Regions from separate parts of the Homo sapiens genome. Here region 2 is linked to region 1. A link is an interaction called in ENCODE POLR2A ChIA-PET data of the cell type or tissue named here. Cell type or tissue: PC-9. All regions are shown on one strand. Each heading gives the region's core, and the rest is flanking DNA. Links, peaks and the distances in the headings are about the cores only. Region 1 overlaps MAPKAP1 (MAPK associated protein 1). Region 2 overlaps MAPKAP1 (MAPK associated protein 1).

Region 1 (8,634 bases), core at 1-5,000:
ATGGAAGTCATATATATATATAGTTTGTCATTGTTGTTAGATTGATTCACATATACCTATTATTAAATATATTTTTAAATTCTACTTTCAAGATTTTATTTAAATTATAGTGTCTTCCGGTTTGTTGCTGGTATATAGAAATGTAGTTGATTTCTTTGACATTGATTTAATGTCAGTAACCTTAATAAACTCCTATAACTTCCATTAACTTATACCTTTTTTGGTTTTCTGTGTAGTTGGTCATTTGCAAATAATGATAGTTTTATTTCTAATCCTTATACTTTATTTTTCTTGCTTTACAGAGCTGAAAATTTAAAAAATTCTTTTTATTGCTTCACAATACCATGTTGAAAAGAAATTGTCTTGCTTCTGATATCAAAGGAAATGTTTCCAATATTTCACCATTTAGGATATTTCCTATTTTAGCAGATGTTCTATGTTGGGTTAATAAAAGTCCTTTCTGTTCCTAGTTAGCTACAATAATTATTACTTTTTAAATCATGTACATTCAACTGTACTGAATGTTGAATATACTGAATTTACCTATACTACCATATGATTTTTCTCCTTAATCTCTTAATATGATTATTATTATTATTATATTTTGAGACGGAGTCTCACTCTGTTGCTCAAAGCTGGAGTGCAATGGCGCGATCTTGGCTCACTGCAACCTCCACTTCCAGGGTTCAAGTGATTCTCCCTGCCCTAGCCTCCCAAGTAGCTGGGATTACAGGCGCCTGCTACCACACCCGGCTAAGTTTTGTGTTTTTAGTGGAGACAGGGTTTCACCATGTTGGCCAGGCTGGTCTCGAACTCCTGACCTCAGGTGATCTGCCCACCTTGGGCTCCCAAAGTGCTGGGATTACAAGTATGAGCCATCACGCCTAGCTTTAATATGATTATTATATTGATTTATCATCTTATGTTAAACCAACCTAGTATTTGATACAATAAACTCAGCTTTGGTCATCAAATATTCTAGTTTTTATATCTTGCTGGGTTGGTTTGCTAATATTTATTTAGGATCTTTGTTCACAAGTAAACCTGGCCTGTAAGATTATTCTCTTACACTCTCAGGTTTGGATATGGAGGTTTTTCTAACCTTATAAAGTGATTTAGAAATTGCTCTTTTTTGGCCGGGCCTGGTGGCTCACGCCTGTAATCCCAGCACTTTGGGAGGCCGAGGCGGGTGGATCACGAGGTCAGGAGATCAAGACCATCCTGGCTAACATGGTGAAACCCCGTCTCTATTAAAAAATACAAAAAATTAGCCGAGCGTGGTGGCGGGCGCCTGTAGTCCCAGCTACTGGGGAGGATGAGGCAGGAGAATGGCGTGAACCTGGGAGGCGGAGCTTGCAGTGAGCTGAGATCGCGCCACTGCACTCCAGCTTGGGTGACAGAGCGAGACTCCGTCTTAAAAAAAAAAAAAAGAAATTGCTCTTTTTCAGTAAGGTTAAATAGTATGGGTAATTCTAGCATTATCTGTTCTTTGAATGTTTGGCGGAACCTGCTAATAAAAGTAAACTATTGTTGTCACAGGTTGGGTTCTCCTGGGAAGCAGTCTCTGAAATGGAGATTAACATGCAGGAAATGTATTAGGGAGTGTTTTCTGGATTAGCATCTGTGTGGAAAAGGGAGGAAAACAGAATTGGGTAGAGGGAGGAGTTGGGACTGTGATGCAGTCGTAACAAGGCCTCACCTGACACCATGGAGTACTCTGCAGCTGGATGGACCTTCACAGTTGTCCCAAGTTAGGGTAAGGGGGTCAGGCCTCTTACATTCTTGCATCTAACCTATCATTGGATTCTGAGTGTCGTGAGAAGGAGGTGCAGTCTTGGCAAGGTGACTCTGTCAGCCAGCACAATTGCAGGAAAGGACTAACAGCTGATAGCCATCAGCCAGCATTCCTTCCAGCAGTTGGGAAATATGCGCTTTATTCCTGAAAAGAGGGAATCTGGGTGGTACAGTCCACCCTTGGTGCTGCTTGGGTTTACTGGCTTCATGTTAAGTTCTGGGAGCACACCTTCAGGTCTGCGTTGGACTTCGTTTCTTTGGGGAAATTTATACAAAGAGGGTTAGTATAATGATCTACAGTCCTGTTTCTACCACTGGTCTTGAGGTCATGACTAACACTCATCTGTCTCTTCAAGTATTTATTCTAGTCCTGTCAACCTTGGTTAGTTAGCATCTTGGCTGGTCTAGGTCTTAAATGGTATGATGACCCAGATCCTTATGTCTGAGGGCCCAAGCCTCTGTTTACCTTTCTCAGGATGTAGCTGCTTCATTTGTCCATTAACCACTAAAATTGGGTAAAAGTAATAAGATACCCCAATGGATTTACTGGCTAGATGTGTTTCTTCCTGCCTCCATTGTGTAACAGCCTCATGTTCTTTTGATGAGTGTCAGTCACTCCTGTGAGGATGGTGACTTTCCTTCTTGCCTGATGTCCCTTGGCATGAGGAACCTGGGCTGCAGCCATAGTTTTAACATTTAGTGGTACTTCTGCTGTGTCTCCCAGTGGAAGTGTTCTCCCTTTGGGAATCAGGATCTCTTAATTGATAGAGCCTCTATTTACCCAACAGAATTAAAAACATAAGTTCATTCACATAAAGATTTGTACATGAATGCTGGCCTGTTCAAAAACACTGCAGGACAGATGGCTTCAGAAAGAATAGGGAATCAGGAAATAGACAGTGCGTTTAGGAACTCAGTTTATTGTGGTTCTACAACAACTGATTGTTAGTAGATAAGTTTAATTTCCAATCTTACTCCACATGCCGCCCCCCATTAAAGAGCTAACATAAAAATTTTAAATTTAAAAAAAAACTAAAAGAATTTGTACAGAAGCTGTGACACTACCAGTTATTTGAAATTCGTTGAGCATGGCTGTATGCCCATTAATATAGGTCACCTTTTATAAATATTATATGTGAACTTGGAAAGAATGTGATTTTAGCTGCTGTTGGTTGCAATATTCTAAATATTGTCATTAGGTCAAGACTGTTACAGGTTGAGCATTCTTACTCTGAAAATCTGAAGTTTAAAATGCTCCAAAATCTAAAACTTTTTGAGCGCTTATAAGTAACTCATGTATCAAAAAATAACAGAAATCAGAAAATATTTAGAAACAAGCATTTCCTTTGGAGCATGATCAAAGGAAATGCTCATTGGAGCATATTACATTTTGGATTTTTGGATTAGGGTTACTCAACCAATAAGTATAGTGTAAATATTTCAGAATCTTAAATATGAAACACTCCTGGTCCCAATAATTTTGAATAGGGGATACTCAATCTGTAAATCTGTTAAAATTTTCTTTACAGATATTTTTGTCCAAGCCATCAGTTAGACAGAAATACGCTTGAATTTCCTGCTGTTGATAGACTGTCCATTTTTTCTTGTTAATTGTGACTATTTTTTCTTTGTATATTGTGATGTTATGCTTTTATGTTCACACAATTTCAGAATTGCTATTTTTTCCTGGTGAATTGAACCATTTGTCATTTGTGATTAACTCTAGTGAAGTTTTCCTCCCTTTCAAATAGTTACACCTGCTCCATTTGGTTGATATTTGTCTGGTATAGATGCAATTTCATTTTGATGTTTTAAGATACAGATCTTCTTTCCTATTTTTCTTCTTTTGCATTCATTGGGCTTTCTGAATCTGCATATTAGTGTCTTTCATCATTCTGGAAAATTCTCAGCCACTGTCTTTTCAGACATTGCCTCCGAACCAGTTATTCTTTTCTCTTCTTCTGAAACTCTAGCTACACCTATCAGAATGTGTTATTTTATCCTTCTCATCTCTTAATTTCTCTTTCTTATTTCCTATCTCTGTGTCTCTTTGGGTTGCATTCTAGGTAATTTCTTCAACTCATATCTTCCTAACAGATTCTCTCCTCAGCTGTGGAACCCATATGTTGCATTTCCAATTTTAGTTGTTGTATTTTTAATTTCTAGAAGTCTGATTTTGATCTTGTAAAAATCTGCTTGGTAATTTAAAAAACTATTACGAAAAGTGTAGTAATTTTATTAGTAAAAGTTCAGTGAGCACCCTTATGTGTAGCACCTGTATTCAGTAATTGTTAACATTTTGTCATATTTGCTTTATTTATGCTTTATTTAATCTTTAAAAGTTGACATTCACTCCTAGCGACATTCTCCTACTCAACCATAATATATCACACCTTGGATAATCTTTTATAGTCTCTTGCACTTACTCCACATTTTTGCTTACACATTTATTTTATATTTTGCTTCTGATCATACTGTTAACTCCAGTCTTTCTGGGCCTATTTCATGATGCCTTCTATGTTTTGTGATTTGGAGATAGAACAAATTATTTCTTGCAAATTTTTCTGTTGGAATTATTTGAGTCATTTAGGTTTTTCCCAATAGGATCTGCGTTTGCTTCTACCTAGAACCTGGGGGCACTACCACCTCAGGACCACTTTAAATTCTTGGCTTAAAATCTTTCTGGTCCATCAAATAATACGAATTTGGGATAGAAATTTCATATGAAGGTTCGTTTATGTTTATAAAGTCTGAGGAAGAAAATAATTTTGGGGGAAGACAGGCAGTTTTACCTTGCTGGAGGTCAGTCGGGAAACCTTAATTCTAATTTACTCTCACATGTAGGTCTTTGGTGGTGGTGGGTTGTGAGGAGGGTATCACGGTCTTATTATAGGTTATAGATAGACTGTTCCCTATAGCCTGCTGACCAAGAAAACTGACACTTCATGTCACCTTGTTTGGCAAGTACCATCATTAAGGCAAAATTATGTTCTGTTTTTCATTCTAGATTCTCTTTTCACTTAGTCTTTGTGCTTTTGTGATTGCCTTAAAAAGTTGCCAACCAGTGTATTGAGTCAGATAAAATAGCTCTTTTTATATTTCATAAATATGTTTAACTGTTTTCTGTTTGAGGGTTGGTCAGGATACATACTTTGCCATATGGTTGAAATACAAGTCCTATAGTAAAATAGTTTTTAGTGTGTTGTATTAAATGCTGTGGGAGAGGAATATATATTACAGAATGAAGAGAAAGAGTTTGTGTTTACACATATCATGGCTCTTTATTTCATGCAAATGTTGATTCAAAATGTAAGAAGATGTTTTTTCAAATAAGAACTTTCCCTCCAAAAAAGCTTTTCAAATATATTGGTTTTGGGAAGAATTGTTGTCAAGTTAAGATTGTGGTCTTTTGAGTCAGTCAGAGGCGGGTTTCCATCTGAGTTATCTTACTGGCTGTGTGACCTTTAACAATTTCTTTCACCTCTTAGCAGTTTATCTGTAAAATAGGGTAAGTGGGGGCTGTTTTGAAGATCAAAAGAGAGAATTTATGTGGCACACTCAGCCCAGTGCCAGGCACAGAGTAAATGGTAGCCATTTTTAATTTTAGTTATTCTCTTTCCAGAAATGTTCAAGATGCTGTTAATAGAGTGTTAAATGTGAAACATCTCACATTGTACATGGAGTAGTGTAAAATTGAATGTGGGTTTGGGAGAAACTACCAAAACTACCAAAAAGAGAAAAACGAGAAAGGCACTCAGGGTCAGAAAATGAGGAAAACAGGATGAAGCTTGGCAGGCCAGGCCCGGTGACAAGTGCCTGAGTTAGCTATTCAGGAGGCAGAGGCAAGGGGATCACTTGAGCTCGGGAGTTCAAGACCAACCTGGGCAACATAGTGAGACTCTTTCTTAAAGACAAATAAACAACATACTCTTTCTTAAAAACAAACAAACAAACAAATAAATAAAGAAGCTTGGCAGGTGAAACAAAGCCAGAGGCTGTCTGCTTCCCTTAGCATTCCGAGAGTGGGATTTCTTAAGGATTTTTTCTGTTCCAGCTCTTTTTTGTATATGTCCTGTTCATTTAGTTGAGCATATATATCCCTACCCCTTTGGGTCAAAGGAAGTTCCCACTTGCTGTGGTTCAAGGGAGCTGCTTTGGGTACTTTAGGGGAAGGAAACTTGTTCCCTTCTATAGAGACCTCAAAGATAGGAATTTTCATTCCCATCAGTTCAGCAAGTAACCATTTTGCATCCCCAGAATTCTGGAAGTACCTAATTAAAAAATGACACAGTTGCATTTTTAATAGACAAATTTACAATTAACAGGAATTTAAAAATATATAACATGAAACATCAGCATGTTTCAGGTAGTATAAGCATTTAGGTTTTTTTCTCTCCCTCTTGATATGACTCAGTCTAATTCTTGTGTATCTTCTTAGTTAGGCTCCACTGTAGGGCAGTATTGGAAATAAGAGGGAATTGTGTAACCCACCTCCATCTAACCTTTTGCTCTCTATTTTTTTGCATGCCCAAAGACAGGAGAAGTATGTCTTATTCATCATCTTTGTATATTTCTCTTGGTACTAATATTGTCATTTTGGTTTTTTAGTAAAGGAAATTGGCTTATTTGAAACGTTTGATTTAATCCTCTGTGGAAATAGCGGTTTACTGGAAGGTTAAGGCAGCCGGTTTGGGCTCCTCTCAGAGTCTCTGTGCAATTGTTGGAAAGGAAACCCCAGGGAAACCCCTGAGCGCAGGCGTCGGAAAAGCAGTGGCTGCGCAGAAGACAAAACACTCCAGATGCTTTATCAGGTGCTGTCTGGAGAGCAGGAATAATGGTCTGAAGGCGGAAATGCTGATGTCTCCACTTTCCCAACTTAGTACAAATATCTTCTTTATCTTTGGTGGATTTTGGTGCCACAGCGGCGGCCCCAAGAAGCCCTAAATGCAAATGTGATGGCTTTTAGAATTTTGGCTTTGAAAGCCTGGCATTTGGGGGTTTTCTTGACTTGAATTCTCTTTTTAAAGGGAGTGGATTCAGAGCATCCACTGTCAGTGCCATTTCCCTTGCTATGATGGCTTGTTCACTGTTTACATCAAAGGATTCAGGAAGCAAGAGATGTGAACATAAATAAATAAATGATCAGACTAACAAATAAATAAAAAGCTTTGCTTCCTTTGTCACATTGTGAAAAGGCTTGACTGTAACATAATGGGAACACAGCAGCTATTTGATTAAAACTTCAGGACTTTTCTGGAAACTTCGAAGCATGTCTGCTACTATTCTTTTTTTCTTTTTCTAATAACACTATGACATGGGGTAAGTAGAACCCTAGAGTGCCATGGTTGCAGTGGGACTGTTGGATGCATCATCCTCCCAGTCACTACAGGCGCTGGCGTGACATACCCTCCCTGCTGGTGCCTGTCTGCCCATTGACATGGCCATCCTTCGGAAGCCCACAAGTTGATTTGTAACTTGTTTGCTCTTTGCCCCCATACAGTCTTATTAAAAGCAAAGTCACTTTGGGAGGCCAAGGCAGGCAGATCACAAGGTCAAGAGATCAAGCCCATCCTGGCCAACATGGTGAAACCCCGTCTCTACTAAAAATACAAAAATTAGCTGGGTGTGGTGGCACATGCCTGTAGTCCCAGCTACTTGGGAGGCTGAGGCAGGAGAATCGCTTGAACCCGGGAGGCGGAGGTTGCAGTGAGCCGAGATCGTGCCACTGCACTCCAGCCTGGTGACAGAGCAAGACACTGTCTCAAAAAATATATAATAAATAAATAAAAAATAAAAGCAAAGTAAGCGACTTTGCAGTGGGGAAGGCAATTTTAAGTGATGAGTAAGAACTCAGACTCTGGAGTTAGACATCCCCAGTTAGCATCCTCGCTTCACTAGCTGTGTAACTTTGGGCATGTTGCTTCATTTCTGCAAGCTTCCATTTCAACTCTAAAATAGAAATAATTGTTGAATCTAACTCAGAGTTGTTTGAGATTACATAAGCTAATATGGATGTCAAATGTATGGGGTGATATCTGACCTATAGTGTTTGATAAATATTAGCTGCTGTAGTGTTGGAATGAAGAGCCAGTCTTTGAAAAACACCCTTTATATCTTGCTTGTCTTCCTTTGATAGGAGTGTAGTTCATTTTATTTTTGAGAATTCTCAGTTATTTCTCCAGCCCATGATATTTATTGTTTCAGTCGCTATAATATTTGTTGAAACCCTATGAAATTGCAATTTTTGTAGGTCATAAGTGATTATCAGCAGTTTCATATGATTCAGTTTAATGTAATAGAAACTATTGGAGTGTTTGCTGTATGCCAGAGTATCTACTATGCCATTTCATTCATTCTTTCAAGCTTCCCTTTAAAGTATGTAATATTATTCCAGTTTTGGCATGGGGAAACTGAGGCTTAGAAAGATGAACAGACTTGCCTGAGGTTACACAACTAGTAAGTAGTGAAGCTGGAATTCAGACCTAGGTCTCTCCAATCCAAAGCGCATTTATTTGCTTTCCACTTTCTACCCATGAGCCGTCTCAGACATACCCTCCCCTAGCTCCATGCCCCTAGCTCCATGAAAGTCAGAGAAACTACACTGTTTCTTCTCGATTGTAGAAGATTCGGGTTTTCTTCAGTAGGGTGAACATAATGTGGCTGTCCTGTGTTGATGAACCTTTTGTGCTTTTGTCTCTCCTTTTCGCATCAAGAGCACAGCATCTGCAGTGTTGGCTACAATCACCTTGGCTCTTTCAGAAAGGCATGTAGAGAATGAAAACAAAGAACCTAGACTCTGCCTTCAACCCAGTTTTCATTGTCTGGTGCAGTTTCTCATGG
Region 2 (9,203 bases), core at 2,323-7,322, 99 kb after region 1:
AAATTTTTTATATTAAAACGGTACTTTAATGAACATCTTTGAACATACATCATTGTATACTTGGGCTAATATTTCTTAGGATAGGAATATTAGCTAGAAGAAGTAGATTGTTGAGTTCAATTTTCAAGGCCACCTTGTGGAAGGCATTCTATTTAACAACGATTATTAAGCACCAACAAAGAGCCTTTTGCTATGCTGAAGCCCTGGGAAGACAGAGTTGAGTTTTTTTGAAAGCCTCCCACCCCGTCTTCAAAGAGTGCCCTGATGCTGGCTAGGTGGGGGGAATGACAAATAGACAAAAGTACTTCTAATTCAGCATGCTTGGTGCACTGAGAAAAGCAAGGTCCCAAGGAAGGTGGGATGAAAGAGCTCTTAATTCTGACAGGGATTCAGGCAGGGCTGCAGAGAGGAGGGGATATGCCAAAAGGATGCCTCCCTGCTCCTCCCCAGAGCCCATTCGTGAGGCTAGGTATTCAAGAATAAATTTGTTCTAAAGAATTATGATGCTCCTACAGTTTCTCCCACACAAAGAAGGAAATTCAGCGGTACGCCCTTTCCTTTCCTCCTCTTGGCACTTTCTGATTGATGGTTGGAAATGATGGCAATACATAAACTATTTTTCTTTTTATTTTATGACCTGGTAATAGCAGTAACATATTTCCAGTAAATGTTTTCTATCACAATAAAAAAGTTGTAACAAGACTAGAAATGGGTATAGTTAAACCCTAAAGAAATCACACTTTCAGAACTGTGGATTGAGGCAGTAAGTCTGTAAATCACTTAACTTAGAAAAAGAACCCCCACCCCAACCCTGGAAAAATCAGGGCAAGCAGCTGGTGTTCATGTGACACGCCTGCTGTGAGGGTTGATGGACTCTCAGTTTTGACCCCCTCAAGATCAACTTCCTACTCTTCCCTGCTGCCTGGTCTCCCACACAGCATCTTTACTCCTTTCTGAACTGATAAATCATCTAAACCTTACAATTCTTTTTTTTTAACCCAAAGATCAAAACCTATACTGTTCTTTATGGGATACAGCAGAGCAGAGTGGTGAAGAGCACAGGCTTTGGAATTGGAAAAACTTGCATTCTCGTCCTGGCCTCACCGTGGGTACATGACTTAACCACTCCATGGTTTATTTTCCTCCTCTGTAAAGTGGGATTATTGTAGGGCCTACCGCATAGAGTTTTATGAAGATGCGGAAAGCAAATGCATGGAAAGCACGTTGTTAAGGGCCAGGAAAGTCCTCCATGTCAGTTGCTGATGCTGTTATTATAGTCCAGGAATGAAGCAATATTTGACTTGTTTTCAAAAAGGGCAAGTTGATGATTTTGTCAAATTTGTGTAGCAATATAACTGACATTTATTAAGTACTTATGTGCTAGGCATTGTGTTACACATAATCTGTGGAATTACTCCATGAAGGTTTAGATCCACTAACTTGCCCAGAGTCGCATAACTTGTAAAAGAGCCAGGATTTCAATCCAAGTCTTTTTGACTCCAGAACCCACACTCCAACTGCCACACATCTGCCTTCTAGGATTAGATGCTCACAGCAGCAATAGAGATTGTAAAACATTGGGTAGTTCTGTCTCACACCAAACATCTCCTCCTTTGGCTGATGAAGATTGTGAGCTGATAATATTGAGAGCCTGTGGCCTTGGAACTCCAAGGCCAGGCAAGAAAAAAAGCATTTTCTTTCCCTAATCATAAGTAGAGTAGCCCTTTCTTCTGCTTATCCTTATTTAGGCTCTGTTACTCTTAAGGGGATGAATGGCTGCCGCTTCTATGTGTCTGGTGTCCTTAACATGCTCTAAAAATTAGGCCTCTTCCAGTCTTTGTCTTTAATTTCTGGTTTTAGCTGACACCTTCATTAATGGTCTAGTGCAAGCTTTCTGTCGACTTGAAGACTGCTGTGTGAAAGTGGTTTTGCTGTCCTATCAATAATGGTCATAATTTCCCCAATACTCTCATCAGCAGTGAATTGAGTCTTGCAGCAAAGAAATGGAAACCCCAGTGCAGTGGTTTGAAAGTGATTTGTCTTGTAGACGGCGTCTTCTTTCAGTAAAATCAGGTCAGTGCGGCACTGCTGGGTCAGATGTAAGTCTGAGACAAATTAGTTGGAGGAAATTGATCATTTGAACCTTAGGTTATTTTTAGCTACAGTAGCTTTTTAATATCTTTTTTCTTTATATTTGTTTTAATAAACTTTAATCATCATCATCATTCGCCAAATTAAATGTCTTCTCAGTTTCAGCCAAGCCTTAGATAGAGGAAAGAGTGCCATCTACTCAGCCCACAGAAGCGGCCTTCCCTTCACAGTTTTGGGGCTTGCTTCCATGATGGCACTGTTGTTGTTTAAACACTGAAGCCCACTCCTCCTCATCTTCTGGCCGGCCCCCTTGCTGGGCTTTGTTTATTGCACCGACTGGCCCCTTGACCAGTCTGTTCTTCATTGCTATTGAAAGTTAATGGGGGCAAAATTGCATTCCCAAACATTTGAACCTGAAGTGGCCAGGGCCGAACTTAGTTGATCTCTGGTGATCGGTTCAATTTAGTTACGATTTTTTGCCATTAGGCTGGGGCTGAATGATGGTGATTTGGTTGAGGCCAAATGTCTGAAGAAAATTGGCTCTCTGATAAGAGTGCTGTTATCAGAGGGGGCTACCTTCTCATTTACATTTAGATGAGTATTGATTATTTATTTACTCAGAGAAGTGAGATTCGTTTCCAATCTTATCTTTCTCGTCTCTGCTTGTCAGCAGAAAGAGAGATAGAGCTCCTGACATCAAGCCAAGATAACAGCACTTTGTAGCAAAGATAAAAGTTGGAATGGGCCTTTTTCTAGTGTTGACTGAAAGGATAAGTTTTAAAAATTAGAACTGATGGGTCATGCTTTCAAAACCTTTCCTGAAGGTTTTGCAGTTTAACTAGGCAGGAGAATTGGTTTATTGGAACAGCCTTGGTCTTTCTTCTTTTGTAATAGGAATTGTATTTAATTTGATTATATTCAGCTGTTTCACAGAGAGCAAATGGTGTATTGGCTCAGAAGAGGCTAAAGTGTGACCTTATTGTCATGTCAGCTTGTTCCTTTTTTATTATTTAAATTCCAAACTATCCAATCTGAGCCTCAGAGGGGGTATAAGCTACAGCGGTTGTCACTTGAATATAGTTCAGTGCTTATATTAAGATCAAGCAGAAAATGATTATAGTTGCCTCTGGAGGAAGAGTTATAAGCGATGGAGCTGACACTAAATGCAGACATTTTAGCATAGCTGATGTTGGGTCCGAGCTCTGATACGGACGGCATCAGCGTAGTGGCTTTGGCTCAGTGAGGAACGCAGATTCAGTCAGCCCCTGCCATAGAGTAGTCAAGGCTTGGCACGATCCTCCTGGAATGGGTCTTCCTGCCATAAGTCTCCAGCCCATTGTCAGCAGTGCCACCAGAAGAATCTCACCAAAATATAAAGCTGATTGTGTCACTTTCCTGCTCTGTTAGCACCTGTTGCATATGAGAGAAAATCCAAATCTTGACCAACAATCTGGGCCAAGCTTCTCAGCCTCAGCTCCTCCTTGAACAAGCTTGCTTTTAAGCTATAGGCAGCATTTAAGATTAGAGACTTGCTCGGCAGCCAGGATTCACAGTTCCTCAGTCTCTCAGGTCCTACAAATATTGACTAAAAATGACAAGTAAATGTCAGAACCCACAGAACAAACCATGATCGCACAGATATCAAAGGACATGTGATGCTACACTACCATCCAAACATCCATCTAATGAATATTTTTTGAGCATCAACAATGCACCAAGCACAGAGATTACTCATCCCTGCCTCGAGGCTGGGGGAGGCAGCGAGGCAGCTTGAGCTGGTAAATTATAGAAGAGCCCAATGAGTGTTCCTACCAAGGTAGGAACAAGGCGCTGTGTGGGAGCACAGAGAAGGGGACAGGTAGCTCCACCCTCCCCTTCCCTGAGGTGGAAACATCTGAACCAGGTTGTCTTGAAGCAGGACTCAGAGCTAGGTGAAGAAGAGGGAAGAGGGAATGGCACGTGCAGAAGCCAGGAGGCACTGAGGAACCCACGTGGACCATGGAAGGTCATTGTGGAAGAAGCCAAGGCTGTGTGGGGTGGACATGTGAGCTCAGACCCAGCGTCACGTGTCCTTTGATATCTGTGCTGCCGTGGTTTGTTCTGTGGGTTCTGACATTTACTCGTCATTTTTAGACTATATTTGTAGGACCTGAGAGACTAGGGAACTGTAGGAATCCTGGCTGCTGAGCAAGTCTCTAATCTTAAATGCCGTCTGCAGCTTAAAAGCAAGCTTGTTTAAATAGATATGCACCCTGCACCCCTACTTTGGACACACGAGGGAAAGAGCACAGACTTTCGCTTTGATGCCAGCATTCCCTGCCCCGGTGTGCCCTCCCTGGTAAGGCTGTGAGCCTGTTGTGACTCATAGGCTAGGGATCTACCTAAACCTTATTGCAGTGGTTTCTGTTTCAGTCTGTATTTGCAATAATAGCAGCTCTCATTGACCGAGCACTTTGCTAAGGGAAGTCCTGCATTGTCTCATTTAATCCTCACAGCAACCTTCTGAGGGAAGCTCTGTTATCCCTATTTTACAGATGAGTTTAAATTCCTTCCCAAGGATGCATAGCTGGCAGCGTTACTCCCTCTCATGGCACAAACACCAGGGATGTTCTGCTCAAGTCTAGCCTTTCCTCTTACTGCTCACACTTAGCTTTTTTCTGGCTACCAGAAGCTCTTTCAGATTAAAGCAGCTCTTTAAATTGGTGAATGGAAAACAGTTGACATGAAGACATAACCATGAAAGTGTTCAGCTTTTGACTGTCATTTTTCCTTGCACAGGTGATTCTCAAACTTGTTCTTATGGTCAGCAATGATGATGATAGGTTAATTCACTTATATCCTACCTTGATCCCAAAAATATTTGGAATTATTATAATAGATTTTAAAATACACAAACCACTGAGTGCAGTGGTGTGTACCTGTGGTCCCAGCTCCTCAGGAGGCTGATATGGGAGGGTTGCTTGAGTCCAGGATTTCTGGGCTACAGCCTAGATCAGCGCTATGCTGATCAGATGTCCACACTAAGTTCAGCATCAGTATGGTGAGCTCCCGGGAGTGGGTAACCACCAGGTTGCCTAAGGAGGGGTAAACCGGCCCATGTTGGAAACGTGCAGGTCAAAACGCCTGTGCTGATCGGTAATGGGATCGCACCTGTGAACAGCCACTGCACTCCAGCCTGGGCAATATAGCGAGACCCCACCTCTTAAAAAAATATACATACGAGGCTGGGCACAGTGGCTCACGCCTGTAATCCTAGCACTTTGGGAGGCCGAGACAGGTGGATCACAAGGTCAGGAGATCGAGACCATCCTGGCTAACATGGTGAAACCCCGTCTCTACTAAAAAATACAAAAAAATTAGCCGGGCATGGTGGCGGGCGCCTGTAGTCCCAGCTACTTGGGAGGCTGAGGCAGGAGAATAGCGTGAACCCGGGAGGCGGAGCTTGCAGTGAGCCGAGATTGCGCCACTGCACTCCAACCTGGGCGACAGAGCAAGACTCCATCTCAAAAGAAACAAAAAAAAAATATGTATACATACGAACCAATAAACTACGTGAGAGGAAAAGAAACATAAAGATTAAACGACAAGTTTACGAGTCCCCAGGAGGAGGAGCTGGCAGAGAAATGCATGTCCAGGTCATCATAGTCACACGAACATTTAGTGCTGAGCTTCCTGATGGGCAAAGGAGAAAGGGACATGATAGGAGCTAGTTACAAGATTTATGTTAAACTTTCTAAAGATACAAAAGCAAGCCCTTTGCTCCAGGGAAGTACAGCTTTTCCTGATACCAGGATCTGAAAGAAGTTTCTCCCACGGGTCTCTAGAAAGAAGACACAGAGCAATGGAGGCGACAGTGTGTCTTCCCTCTCTTCGGACTTTGGCAGGCACTTGCTTTCCATTGGATTTCAGCTTTCAGCTAGCTAGCAGCTGTTAAAGAATTGCATGCTAAAACCTTTTATGTTTCAGTTAGGGGTTAAAGGGATCGAGGAAGCTGCTCTGAGCATGTAGCCACCAACCAACAGATTCTGCAGATTTTCTTTGAAACTTATGTGCTGAGATGTTTGCCTCGGGTTTACAAAATCCCATAAAAATCCTGCCTGGGTATTATAACTTGGAACCCTCCCAAAGTGCCCAAAGCAATATTTTGTTCCTAGGCCATTCGGTGACATGGTATTACTGCAATAAATACATCATTGGAATGCCCAAGCAGGTTTTCCCGTCGCTGCAGAGTAACTGCTTCCCAGAATCTTCCTTTTGTGTTCCTCTCTGCTGTGAAATGGAGGGTATGCGGCTTCATGCGCAGCTGTGACTTTTTAAATCCTCTTTCCAAAGTGTGGATGTTGCCTTGAGAACCTTGTCCTGTTCAGTGTGAAAGAGCCCTTTATATTTTATATAATCATTTCTTTGGCAAAAAGTATATTCATAGAAATTGACCTCACAGTTTGTCTTTTTGAAATGGCTTTTGGATGCTATTTTTATTTTCCTCCCATGTCAGCCTCCTAAAAATTAAACAAGTATTTGATGGAGACTGTACTTTGATATAGGTCTGGGTTATCATAATCTTCACTGTCAACAGGCATTTATTAAGAACTTTGTGTGAGTGAGATGCTGTGGTTCATAATGCAATATAGAGAGTGCAGGCCTGGGCAGTCCTAGGTATGAATTCTCTCACTTCTACTAGTTCCTGAGGGACACTGAGCAAGTTATTTAACCTCTATAAATCACAGTTTCTCCTCTCTTAAGTGGGTTTATAAACTCTTTACATCTTAGGGTGACCAAAGAGTGAATGAGATGATCTGTACATAAAAGACCTAGCACAGCACTTGTCACATAGTAGGGCCTGTGATGGTGGTAGTTAGATTGTCCATGCTGTTAGGATCACTTAGTATTATTACAGTCTGATGATGATGATGATGATGATGATGATGATGATGATGATGGTGATGATGATAGCTGATACTTAAATCACACTATTAATGCATTGGACATTGTTCCAACTGCCTTACAACTATTAGTTCGTTGAAACTTTAGACAATCCTGTGAGGTAGGTGCTATTATTATCCCCTGTTTTATAAAGAAGAAAACTGAGAGGTTAAGTTGGCCCAAAGTCATACAGCAAAATTGCTTGGCCAGGACTTAGGCCAAGGCAATTGGGCCCCAAGTTTATGCCCTTAACCACCTGGCTATATTGCCTCTCGTATATACCCTGCCTCTCATTACACAGTAAGACCTGAAATTATCATCCTGGCCTTTTTGGAGGGAAAATGTGTAAAATACTATAATCTTTCTCTGTGAAATATCCACTATTCAGGTGAGGATTATGGAGAGAAATGCAGATTTATAAAAAGCAGTTTTCCATTTGGATTTAGATATCGAGTTTCATATGCAGCTTAACCACCCTGCCTTCCCCCAGGTTGTTACCCATTGGTCCCTTGCTAAGTTCAGAAGTGGGTTTCCAAGTTGTTCTTCAGCTTTGATGGATGAGCAGGGAGTACCCAGGGCAGAAAACACACGGATTTTCAGTTACTGACTAAACTGAGCGTAGAATATTAGCAGTATTCCTAAGGAAAGATGGATGGGCCTTCCTGGATGGATAGAAAGACAAGGTGATCATGTCTGGTCATGTCTTCGTAAGAGGGAATGGTACTACCATGGACTCAGAAGGCAGCCAGAGCATGAAATACTTGGTATGTGTGGGTTTGTTGGAATAAATAGTTTCAGATCATTTTCATTTTGAATTTATAGAAGTTAAGTGATTCAGATTCTAGATGAATCCACAAATCTACAGAAACCTTTATTTATGGTATAAACTATGGCCTTTTTATAATTGGCCAGTAATTTGTAGTTTGCAGGAGGAAGGAGGGTTCAAGGCAGACTAGCTTTAGAGCCAGAAGACCCCCATGGGTTTCATTTTTCCCCCTTCCTACTTTTTACCTTTGTGATCTTGGGCAAGTTACTTCACCAGCATCCCAATCTGTAAACTGGGGCTAATATATCTGCCTCTGGGGGTTACTGTGAGGATTCAATAAGGTAAGGTATATAGCATGCTTGGCACATAATAAGCATGTATTAAAGTCATCAACATGCTAGGCTTCATAGGACAAAGTCCAAGAAGCTACTTTCAGAAAACTAATTTTAATAGAAATATCTGCAAGATCCAAGAAATAAAATGAATGTCAGATGATGGCATTTATGGCTTTGAGAGTGGGGCAGGGAGTTGTCTTCAGGGATAAGGGATCCTTCCTGGTACTCCCTGACTCCCCTGTTTTCCCTGATCCACGTTTCCCAGGCAGCTGCAAAGACTGGTAGGAAAAAATGTGCAAAGGAGACCGGCCTGAAATTCCTCCTGATGCAGCCAGGCCTTAGTTCCCAGTAATCAGGAAAGTGGTAGCTTATATATAATCCAGCTGTCAGGTAGCCTGACAGCTTGAGAAGCCCGACAGTCTGTGCACTGCTCTCAGAGTACACATGCCAGGGTGCACGGTTGCTTCACATGAAAATATGTCTACATAAACAGATCGTGTCTGCTTTTGATTAAATTACTGCATGTGAATGACCCATTGGAGATGCCACAATGTGTGCTAATTATAGTAGCCTCAAAAAGATGTCATAGTAAGAAATTGGAGAACTTTTAAGTTTATCTGGTGTTTTTAAATTACAAAAGTGGCCTTCATTTATTATAGCAAATTTGAAAAATACAAAAAAACACAAAGCAAAAATAAAAACAATTATTAATTCCACTATCAATTATAACTACTATTCACATTTTAGGAATAACCTCCTAGTCTTTTTTCCTCTATTCCTTTACATATTTTTTGCTTAGATTTACCTTTTTAAAATTCATACATAATGTTTATATATATCTGTGGAGTACACGTGATATTTTGTTACATTCATAGAATGTGTAATGATCAAGTCAGGGTATTTGGGTACCACCTGGGGTATTTATCATTTCTATACACTGGGAACATTTCATGTCCACTATTCTAGCTTGTTTTGAAATATATAGTACATTGTTGGTAACTATAGTCACTCCACTCTGCTATTATATTTTAAAAATTATAATTTGTATTTTTATAATTATAATTTAAAATGTGCTGTAATTTGCTGCT

What was found. Peaks named below come from ENCODE experiments on the same cell type or tissue, not always from the same donor. Only the 100,000 strongest peaks of a DNase experiment are listed, where the experiment ranks them.
Region 2: POLR2A ChIA-PET joins it to region 1 with 7 read pairs; 2 of 35 experiments call an interaction of 5 or more read pairs at or near these places.

Annotation. Positions count from the first base shown.
Region 1 is chr9:125,606,598-125,615,231 of GRCh38, reverse strand. The region is part of intron 4 of MAPKAP1 (MAPK associated protein 1); the gene reads left to right. Among named protein-coding and RNA genes, the nearest start is that of MAPKAP1, 96 kb to the left of the region's middle. In PC-9, for the core only: no CTCF peak of the experiment used is centred there; no DNase peak of the experiment used is centred there.
Region 2 is chr9:125,508,993-125,518,195 of GRCh38, reverse strand. All of the region lies in intron 7 of MAPKAP1 (MAPK associated protein 1), which reads left to right. It also overlaps the pseudogene RN7SL30P. Among named protein-coding and RNA genes, the nearest start is that of MAPKAP1, 190 kb to the left of the region's middle. In PC-9, for the core only: no CTCF peak of the experiment used is centred there; DNase peaks (open chromatin) are centred at 4,455 and 6,215; H3K4me3 peaks cover 1,426 bases; H3K27ac peaks cover 2,111 bases.